Regions from separate parts of the Homo sapiens genome. Here all the other regions are linked to region 2. Evidence: chromatin contacts called from ENCODE Hi-C data. All regions are on one chromosome and are shown on one strand. The core of a region is the stretch at or near the end of the contact, and the rest is flanking DNA. Distances in the headings are between cores, read along the strand shown.

Region 1 (2,840 bases), core at 310-2,809, 880 kb before region 2:
GAGTTCAAGACCAGCCTGGTCAACGTGGCGAAACCCCATCTCTATTAAAAATACAAAAATTAGCCTGGAGTGGTGGTGTATGCCTGTAGTCCCAGCTACTTGGGAGGCTGAGGTGGGAGGGTCCCCTGAGCCTGCGGAGGTTGAGGCTACAGTGAGCTGTAATCATGCCACTACACTCCAGCCTGGTGACAGAGAGACCCTGCCTCAAATAAACAAACAAACAAACAAACAAACAAAACCTAACAACAACAAACTCACTAACCATGAGGACATGACCTACCTTCTTAATAAACTTCTAAGTCTTCTAAGTGCACAACACTCTCTCATTATACATAGCTCACATGTTAAAGACAAAGAGAAGCCTGGAGTCCATCAGCATGCCAGAATAATACACAATTTAATTGATATCCTATGTCTGGTGTCAAGCTTAAGCACAAATATCCATTTTATTTTTCTTTCCCTAGTATCACAAGATCCCATAGTGGCTGACTGGATGACAGAGAGCTAGAGGTAAAAGAGATTTAGAGACCAGCCAGCCTGACCCTGTGCTTTTACTGAGAATGGAACCCAAAAACATCAAGGGACTTTGCAAAACCACAGGGCCTTAATGGCACTTAAGGGGCCGGGAACAGACCCCCTACTACTTGTCCAGTGTGTGACCTCCCTTAGGACTTACATTTCCACCCAAATCAATAGAGAATCAGTTTCAGCCAATGTATTCTAAGAACAATATCTATAATCCAATTTGCTTAGCAAGAGTTTCTATTCACTTGCATTACAAGCCAGACTCTGATTCAAGGATTGATTTTTTTTTTTTGTTTTTTTTTTTTTTTTTGAGACGGAGTCTCACTGTTGTCGTCCAGGCTGGAGTGCAATGGTGCGATCTCGGCTCACTGCAACTTCTGTCTCCCGGGTTCCAGCAATTCTCCTGCCTCAGCCTCCCAAGTAGCTGAGATTACAGGCGCCCACCACCACGCCTGGCTAATTTTTTTGCATTTTTAGTAGAGATGGGATTTCACCATGTTGGCCAGGCTGGTCTCGAACTTCTGACCTCAGGTGATCCACCCACCTCGGCCTCCCAAAGTACTGGAATTACAGGCATGAGCCACCATGCCCGGCCGATTCATGGATTTTGTAATTATTTTTTGAGAGGTCCAGAATTGGCTCCTGCAATTTAAAACAATGCATTCAAGCACACCTGGATCTTTTGAAGGAGAGATATCTTTCAGGCTCCTTTGGGCCTGGGAATTTCACAGTTGGATACTAATATTTGCCCTGGAACCACCTTAGAAGTACGGGTTAAAAGAACTCATGAGAGCCTACGGAAGAATTGGGGACAATAATTCCTTACGTTTAACCAGCTGAAAGAGCTTTACGGCGGTTGGAATTGATAGAGGCTGTCGGTGCTGGGATGCGGAAGAATGTTTGGAATTGCAGTTCCGGGATTAGCAGGTCCCATCAGAATGTAAATCATTTAACAGTGTACAGATGGCTTCACAGAAACACTGTCCAGGATTTCCACAATAGATGGTTTCTACTCTCACTCTGTGCGTTTCCATTCCCACCTGAATGCCTTGGGGTGCACTTGTTAGCGTGCTGTTGTATGTGTGCTTTTCTGTCAAACATTTACACCTTATGTTACAGCCAATGGTCGACTGCGGGCTAATATTTAACATCTGCTGAGAGGCTTATCTGATGCGCAACTCAAAACCAACCATCAGAAAATAACACTTTTAAGTGTGAACATAGCTTTTAGTTTGCTATTTGATTCATCCGCTAAACGAAGATGTCTCTACCTGCGCGGAGGCGGGTAACACGAAGGAAGGTCTTTTATTCTATTTTACACAGCCCATTATGTGGTCCCAGGAGAGTATCATTGGTGAACATTAACTGTAACATAACTGATATCCACAGGAAAGCTACCAAAAATATCCACAGGAAAGCACCATCAAATATCTAACCTGATTGATTCAACTTCTCTCTCACCATAGTTGTTCTCGGGTTAAGTGAGAACTGGCACCTTTAACTGTGGTGACTTTTCGGGTGAAAAGCCTGACCTTGACTATCTATCTCCCAGTGAAGATATCAAAAACAGGAGGAGGTGAAATGTGGCCAGTGGGAGGGAAAATGATTAAAGATTCAAGCGCCCCAGGCATTGCACATGCTTACAAAATCTGATGGAAAGAGCTGCATTATTATTTCTGACCTCGCCTATTTAACATGCATTGAATTTAAGGATCATTTCATTGGATGTTCTCATAGGACTCAACACAAAGACCAAAACGGTGTGGATAAGAACCAATCTAGGGTGGTGGGAAGACATCCTGAGAGTCTTTGCCCAATTCCCCAATGTCACTTGTTCATGATACTGTTTCCCCCTTATACACCTCATCCTTCCAGGTGGCTTTATCCTTAAGATTCTACCACGATGGAGCAGAGCTCTAGACTTCCGGCTTACTCTGAAAATTTCCCATGGTACTTCAAAACCTGAAAGCTGGCCGGGCACAGTGGTTTAAGCTTGTAATCCCAGCACTTTGGGAGACCGAGGAGGGCAGATCATGAGGTCAAGAGATTGATACCATCCTGGACAACATGGTGAAACCCCGTCTCTACTAAAAACACAAAAATTAGTTGGGCGTGGTGGTGCACGCCTGTAGTCCCAGCTACTCAGGAGGCTGAGGCAGGAGAATCGCTTGAACCCTGGAGATGGAGGTTGCAGTGAGCCGAGATAGCGCCACTGCACTCCAGCCTGGTGACAGAGTGAGACTCCATCTCAAAAGACAAAACGAAACGAAACAAAACACCCCTGAAAGCCAAGTTCCACACAGGGGAGTTATTAG
Region 2 (2,902 bases), core at 15-2,514:
CCTGGCTAATTTTTTTGTATTTTTAGTAGAGACGGGGTTTCACCGTGTTAGCCAGGATAGTCTTGATCTCCTGACCTCGTGATCCGCCTGCCTCGGCCTCCCAAAGTGCTGGGATTACAAGTGTGAGCCACTGTGCCCGGCTCCATTTTCTCCTCTTTTAAATGGAGAACTTCCTAAGATGGGCCATTCACGTTTTTCCCACAGAAAGTCTTCCACATAGCAGACACTCAATTATAATTACAAATATTTGTTGGTTGAATGAATGAAGGAAAGAAAATATTTTAAAAGGTACAGACAAGAAGAATTCCGGGAGCTGTGAGGCTCAATTTAGTTGTATGCTGTCATTCATCACCACAGTCTTGGCCAGATTTTCAGTGCTACAAATCGATACTAACCAACTGGTAGGCAGAGACGTATAACCATCTCCTATAAAATTGCTAATTCAGTCTGGGTGCAGTGGCTCAGGCCTGTAGTCCCAGCACTTTGGGAGGCCAAGGTGGGTGGATCACTTGAGGTCAGGAGTTTGAAGCCAGCCTGACCAACTTGGTGAAACCCCGTCTCTACTAAAAAAAGTACAAAAAAATTAGCCAGGCATGGTGGTGGGTGACTGTAGTCCCAGCTACTCGGGAGGCTGAGGCAGGAGGAATCACTTGAACCTGGGAGGCGGAGGTTGCAGAGGAGCCAAGATCGTGCCATTGCACTCCAACCTGGGTGACAAAGTTAGACTCCATCTCAAAAAAAAAAAAAAAAAAAGATTGCTAATTCAAACAGTAATATGGATTGCTGTTTGAAAATGAAACAAGGCATTTGCAGTCAACAATTCTGGACTCATCTCAGAGTTATATGCCATGGTCTGTACCAATGACCAATGCTCTCAGTAAGGGCTGTCTCCAGATGCCAAGGCAATGCGGTAAACACCCTCTAATATTGCCCCAACCAACTCATATATTCAAATATGTATTGAGATGCTGACACAGTTAAGGAAGGCAGAATTTGTTAAGTCTTCTGCGGAGAAACTGAAAAAATGGAGTGAGAATCCATTTTTAGCGGAAAAAAAAAAAGGCGATATAAAACATTTTCTTAAGAGGTTTAGCATATTTGAAAAGACGTGCCAAAAAAAAAAAGTATTCTTTTACTAATTCAATTAAAATGATCTCAGTCACTTCGGTATTTTCCATTTCTGGTCAAAATCTAGACAACAAAGAAGGAAGTGTCATCTGAGGTAATTATGGTCTAACCAGGAGCAAAATAGGCCCCAGGCCTCACAAGGAAGCTTGACTGAAAGAGGAACTTTGACTTAGTAAAACCGAACTGCTGGGGTCGAACTGACCAGCCCTAATTTGGAGCAGGTGCAATCACTCTGGCCATTTGCTGACAGGCAGCATGAACGAGGGGAAACAAAAAGCCCGGAGAAGTACTGAGTGCTAAGAGGCTTTCAGAGGCGCCTGTTGCTAGGGAACCACTTCCTCTGTGTTCATACCCAGCGAACTCAAGCTATTCAGATATCACTGGAATAATCTCTCTCAGGCTCCGAGGGGAAAAGAAACAGCTCTCAAAGCTCAGACGTCATGGTAACACTGGGAAAAGCCCAGCTTTTCCAGCAGACACCGAAGAGCCAATGATACCAGGAGAAAACCAGAAGTGAATGGGCATCTTGTGTTTTATTGAGACACAGAGGACAGGCACCTTCTGCCTGACCCCACCCAGGTGCGTCGGTGGCAAACAGTGACACACCCACAACCCACATGTAATTTTACTATCAGTTCTTTGAGAATGAGATACTGTTCTCTTCATCTTCAGAACCCACGTCATCTAGCCCAGTACTTTCCACACCATTCTCCAAGTTGGTTTAATTCAAGTTCTTCATTCCATAAATATTTATCGAGGACTTGGTTCTATGTGCACTGCATGGATGCTATGATAGAGATTAAAAAAGACACAGAGACAATTCCCCTAAAGAAGCTTCCTGGTCTTAGAAACACAAACGAGGATGAGGTTTGTCTACAAATAATGGTAACACAATGGCAGTATAAACAACATGGTAGGTTTCATTCGTAAGCCAAATATAAAATTCTAAGCCCCACAACCAGCTGAATGGACCTCTCCTCTTGGCCAAGGGCATTCTAAAATAAGCACACCAGTTCAGGCCATGATGGGAATGCATGATCAGACATGCCTCAGTTTATATTGCTCCCTTTGGAATTCAGGCACTGCTGACTAACATTAGCATTAAAACAGAGACCATAAGACTGACAAAACAGACTCTGCGTAGCAATAAGATAACCACATGACAGACAGCAGGACCTGAAAGAAATCAAGATATTTTATCCCAAAATACATTTCTTTGACACATTTTGAAATGGCACTGCAAAGCTGTCTCTTGTGGGGAAAACCTATGTTTTATAGAGAATTCCCTTTCCTTTCCAGGTCTTTTTTCTGATCTAGGAGAGAATTAACTAAGAGTCTGGCACCTTTTAAAGTCTGTTAAGAAACATTTACCATCTAGTCTCTCTGAAGCCTGCTATCTGGAGGCTTCATCTACATAATAAGAACCTTAGTCTCCACAACTTCTTATCTTAACCCAGACACTCCCTTCTATTGATTCCACATCTTTAGATAATCACTTAACACTTTCAAGCACTTGCCAATCAGAAAATCTTTGAATCCACCTGTGACCTGGACACCCCCCACTTCGAGTTGTCCCACCTTTTCCAGACTGAACCAATGTACATCTTACCTGTATTAATTTATGTCTTATGTTTCCTTAAAGTGTATAAAACCAAGCTGTAGTCTGACCACCTGGGCACATGTTCTTAGGATCTCCTGGGGCTGTGTCACAGGCCATGGTCACTCATATTTGGCTCGGAATACATCTCTTCAAATTTTTTATAGAGTTTGACTC
Region 3 (3,033 bases), core at 187-2,686, 900 kb before region 2:
CCGTCCTGCCACACTCTCAGGGCATTTAACACTGGCTTGGGCACTTATGGGTCTGAAGGAGGCTCAGGGAAAGCGCTGGCCTGGTCGTGATGGTATGGGATGTTCTGCCAAGCCAGCTATAGGTGAAGATGTTCATATGCAGAAGAGACAGAGAGAGTGTGTGTGAAGGGCGAGGTGCCTCTGGGTTAGTAATCATGTGTGAGTACAGAGCAGATAATGGAGATGGTGAAGGAGAAATCCAGAGACACAGGGAGGAGAGAAGAAATTCAAAACTCTCAGATGAGCATAGCAGTGTTCTAAGGTTTGGAAAGGAATGAATGAAGGGATGACTAAGAGACCCACAACAGGACAGGTCTCAGAGGCAAAGAGATTCCTCCCTGGTCCTCTCTAGTTACCTTCTCACATCCCCAGGGCCTTGACCATTGGATTTTTGGAAGTGAACAGCCAGGAGGCTACAGAGGGATGAGGCCCAGTGGCACAAGGAATTAGGGAGGTGGGTAATAGGGTCCATGAACAAGGAAACGGGACCATCATTTTTGGGGGTTCGGATTGCAAGTCTCGACATTTGGAAGCTGATGCATGCAAAATCCCTGCAAGTTAACAGATTTTGCTCTTTGGGGGCAGGTTATAATTAGAGAAAGCCATCATTTATTTACATCTATGTTTCCAAAAGAGGAGTGGCAATAAAACAGCTCAGAGAGATGAAATTAGGGACGCCAGACACGGAAGGGAGCTCCCAGCCTCGGGTCTTGGGGCCAGCTCCCTAGTGATGTGGTCTCTCAGAGAGATGTGATTTATGAGCCAGAGTTGTTTTTTTGTTTGTTTGTTTTGAGATGGACTCTCGCTCTGTCGCCAGGCTGGAGTGCAGTGGCACAATCTTTGTTCCCTGCAACCTCCGACTCCCAAGTTCAAGTGATTCTCCTGCCTCAGCCTCTTGAGTAGCTGGGACACCAGGCGCGCGACATCATGTCCAGCTAATTTTTTTTTGTATTTTTAGTAGAGACGGGGTTTCATCATGTTGGCCAGGATGGTCTCGATCTCCTGACCTTGTGATCTGCCCGCCATGGCCTCCCAAAGTGCTGGGATTATGAGCCAGAGTTCAATGCTGCTAATGAGCCCTGCATCAAGACATGCCCTACCCCAGACACACGAATCAGTGAACAACTAGGTCACTGTCTGGATAAGTGTCCAGACAAGACAAAATGCTCATAATCCATACAGTTCAGAAGTTGTCATCAAAAGCACTTACACAAGTCACGTATTGTAGTTTATTAGAATCAACTTGGTCTGTGCTTTTTGTTTTGCTTTTAAATAAAAGGAGTTGCAATGATTTCTGTTAGGGGATCAGAAGGAACATCAGAGAAGAGGTATTACAGTTATTAAAGGTCAGTGGCCAGGGCTTAGGAACCCAGTAGGATTTCAAAACATTATCCAGGAATGCAAGCCCTGCCCAACTGTGGCCCAAACCACAACCTGGGAGTCTTTCAAATGGCTTGAATCATTCAGAATCAGCCATTTAGGGCCGACAGATGAGCTATGGCATAATGTTACATAGTGGCTAAATCAGGAGATGTGAAACATCGAGGGAAAATAAAACAATCAATCTCCCTCTTCTGAAAGAAGAAAACCCTGTGGTTCTCCCACGTCTCAAAACCTCACACATGCTGTCATCAAATGACAGGTGTTCCAAAATGAAACTCTAGCAGCACATGAAAGGCTCTCGAAGGCGGTGAAGCTTCCAAAGTGAAATTTTAGAAGGTATTCTTTTTGAAAATTAAAAAAAAAAAGAAGAAGAAACAAAAAAGGAGAGGTCTCAGGCACAGTGCTTCACTTAAGTAAATGTAGAAAACGGGCCAGGCGTGGTAGCTCACCCCTGTAATCCCAGCACTTTGGGAGGCCGAGGCAAGCGGATCACCTGAGTGAGGTCAGGAGTTTGAGACCAGCCTGGCCAACATGGTGAAACCCGGTCTCTACTAAAAATACAAAAATTAGCCAGGTGTGGTGGTGCGTGCCTGTAATCCCAGCTACTCAGGAGGCTGAGGCAGGAGAATCGCTTGAGGCAGAAGTTGCAATGAGCTGAGATCATGCCACTGCACTCCAGCCTGGGTGACAAAGTGAGATCCGTCTCAAAAAAAAAAATTAATTAATTATTTTAAAAATAAATAAATAAATAAATAAATGCAGAAAATGGTTTCAGGAAGACACAGGGTACTTAATACAGCTGCAAGTCCAGGCTGGCACGTGGGAGCTGGTGGAGGGAGGGTACATTCAGTTGTCCTGTGTCCCCTCGCACCCCGAGAGGGACTCGCTCCTGGGGAAGACTCCAGGGGTCTTACCAGTAGGCCAGGGAAGGGTGCTCCTTCAGGGCTTGGGTGGGAAGGGCTGGCAGCTTCTTCAAGTCACTCCTCACAACTTCATTGCTGAAAGAGAGAATGCCCAGAAACGCACTCACCCTCTGAGAAAATAATCGCACTCTCTGATACCACTTGGGCCGCTGTCTTGTCTGAGAGACCCCACATCTGCTTCCCTGTTAATAAAAAGCAGTGGGGGGAAGGGGCGCTCTCTTTTTATTTCCGAAATACAGATGTAAACGAAGGCAGAACACACCAAGCCCAGTAACCGCCTTTCACCGTGCAGAAAGCAGGGCAAAACACCTTCAGATGGCCAGGGGTGTCTTCCCAAACCCTGCTCTCACTGAAGGGCACAGAGTGAACGCCCCTGAGCAGCCCTCAGCAGGAATTTGGGGAGAAGAAGTGTCCCCAGGGGTCCCCCAGGGCAGGATCTTAGAAGAAGCTCCCCAGAACCCCGCCGTTAGGCTCACAGAGCTCCGAGAATGGGCAATGGCGCCACTGTCTCCCTAAGAGCATTTGCGCTGCTAATACACAAAGCTGGTTTTCATGGCTTACGTTGACCACATGCTGGAAACTGTTTTCTGAAATATGACAAATAAATACTGATGGAGTCTCCTTTATCGGAAATGCTTGGGAGCAAAAGTGTTTCAGATTCCAGATTTTTTTCAGATGTTTGACTGTT

The links. Hi-C counts contacts between places; a loop is a spot of excess contacts on that map. Pooled maps may share reads with other maps.
Region 1: a loop to region 2 is called in a map with no recorded cell type, with 6 times the contacts of the local background. The contact joins two enhancer-like sites. A Hi-C loop is called at or near these places in 7 of 37 single-sample maps with no recorded cell type and 4 of 50 pooled maps.
Region 3: a pooled map shows a loop between it and region 2 (5-fold over the local background). The contact joins two enhancer-like sites. A Hi-C loop is called at or near these places in 6 of 37 single-sample maps with no recorded cell type and 4 of 50 pooled maps.

Annotation. Positions count from the first base shown.
Region 1 is chr10:13,764,297-13,767,136 of GRCh38, forward strand. The region is part of intron 6 of FRMD4A (FERM domain containing 4A); the gene reads right to left. Among named protein-coding and RNA genes, the nearest start is that of PRPF18, 180 kb to the left of the region's middle. Within about 2 kb of position 1,560, at least 3 of the 41 ENCODE cell types and tissues checked have a DNase peak (open chromatin) inside an H3K27ac peak, as active enhancers do.
Region 2 is chr10:14,646,952-14,649,853 of GRCh38, forward strand. All of the region lies in intron 2 of FAM107B (family with sequence similarity 107 member B), which reads right to left. Among named protein-coding and RNA genes, the nearest start is that of FAM107B, 130 kb to the right of the region's middle. RefSeq lists enhancers at 1,041-1,210, 1,714-2,902, 1,741-2,241. Within about 2 kb of position 1,265, at least 28 of the 41 ENCODE cell types and tissues checked have a DNase peak (open chromatin) inside an H3K27ac peak, as active enhancers do.
Region 3 is chr10:13,745,400-13,748,432 of GRCh38, forward strand. It overlaps FRMD4A (FERM domain containing 4A), which reads right to left. Exons shown (of 25, transcript NM_018027.5): 9 at 2,337-2,420. Among named protein-coding and RNA genes, the nearest start is that of PRPF18, 160 kb to the left of the region's middle. Within about 2 kb of position 1,437, at least 2 of the 41 ENCODE cell types and tissues checked have a DNase peak (open chromatin) inside an H3K27ac peak, as active enhancers do.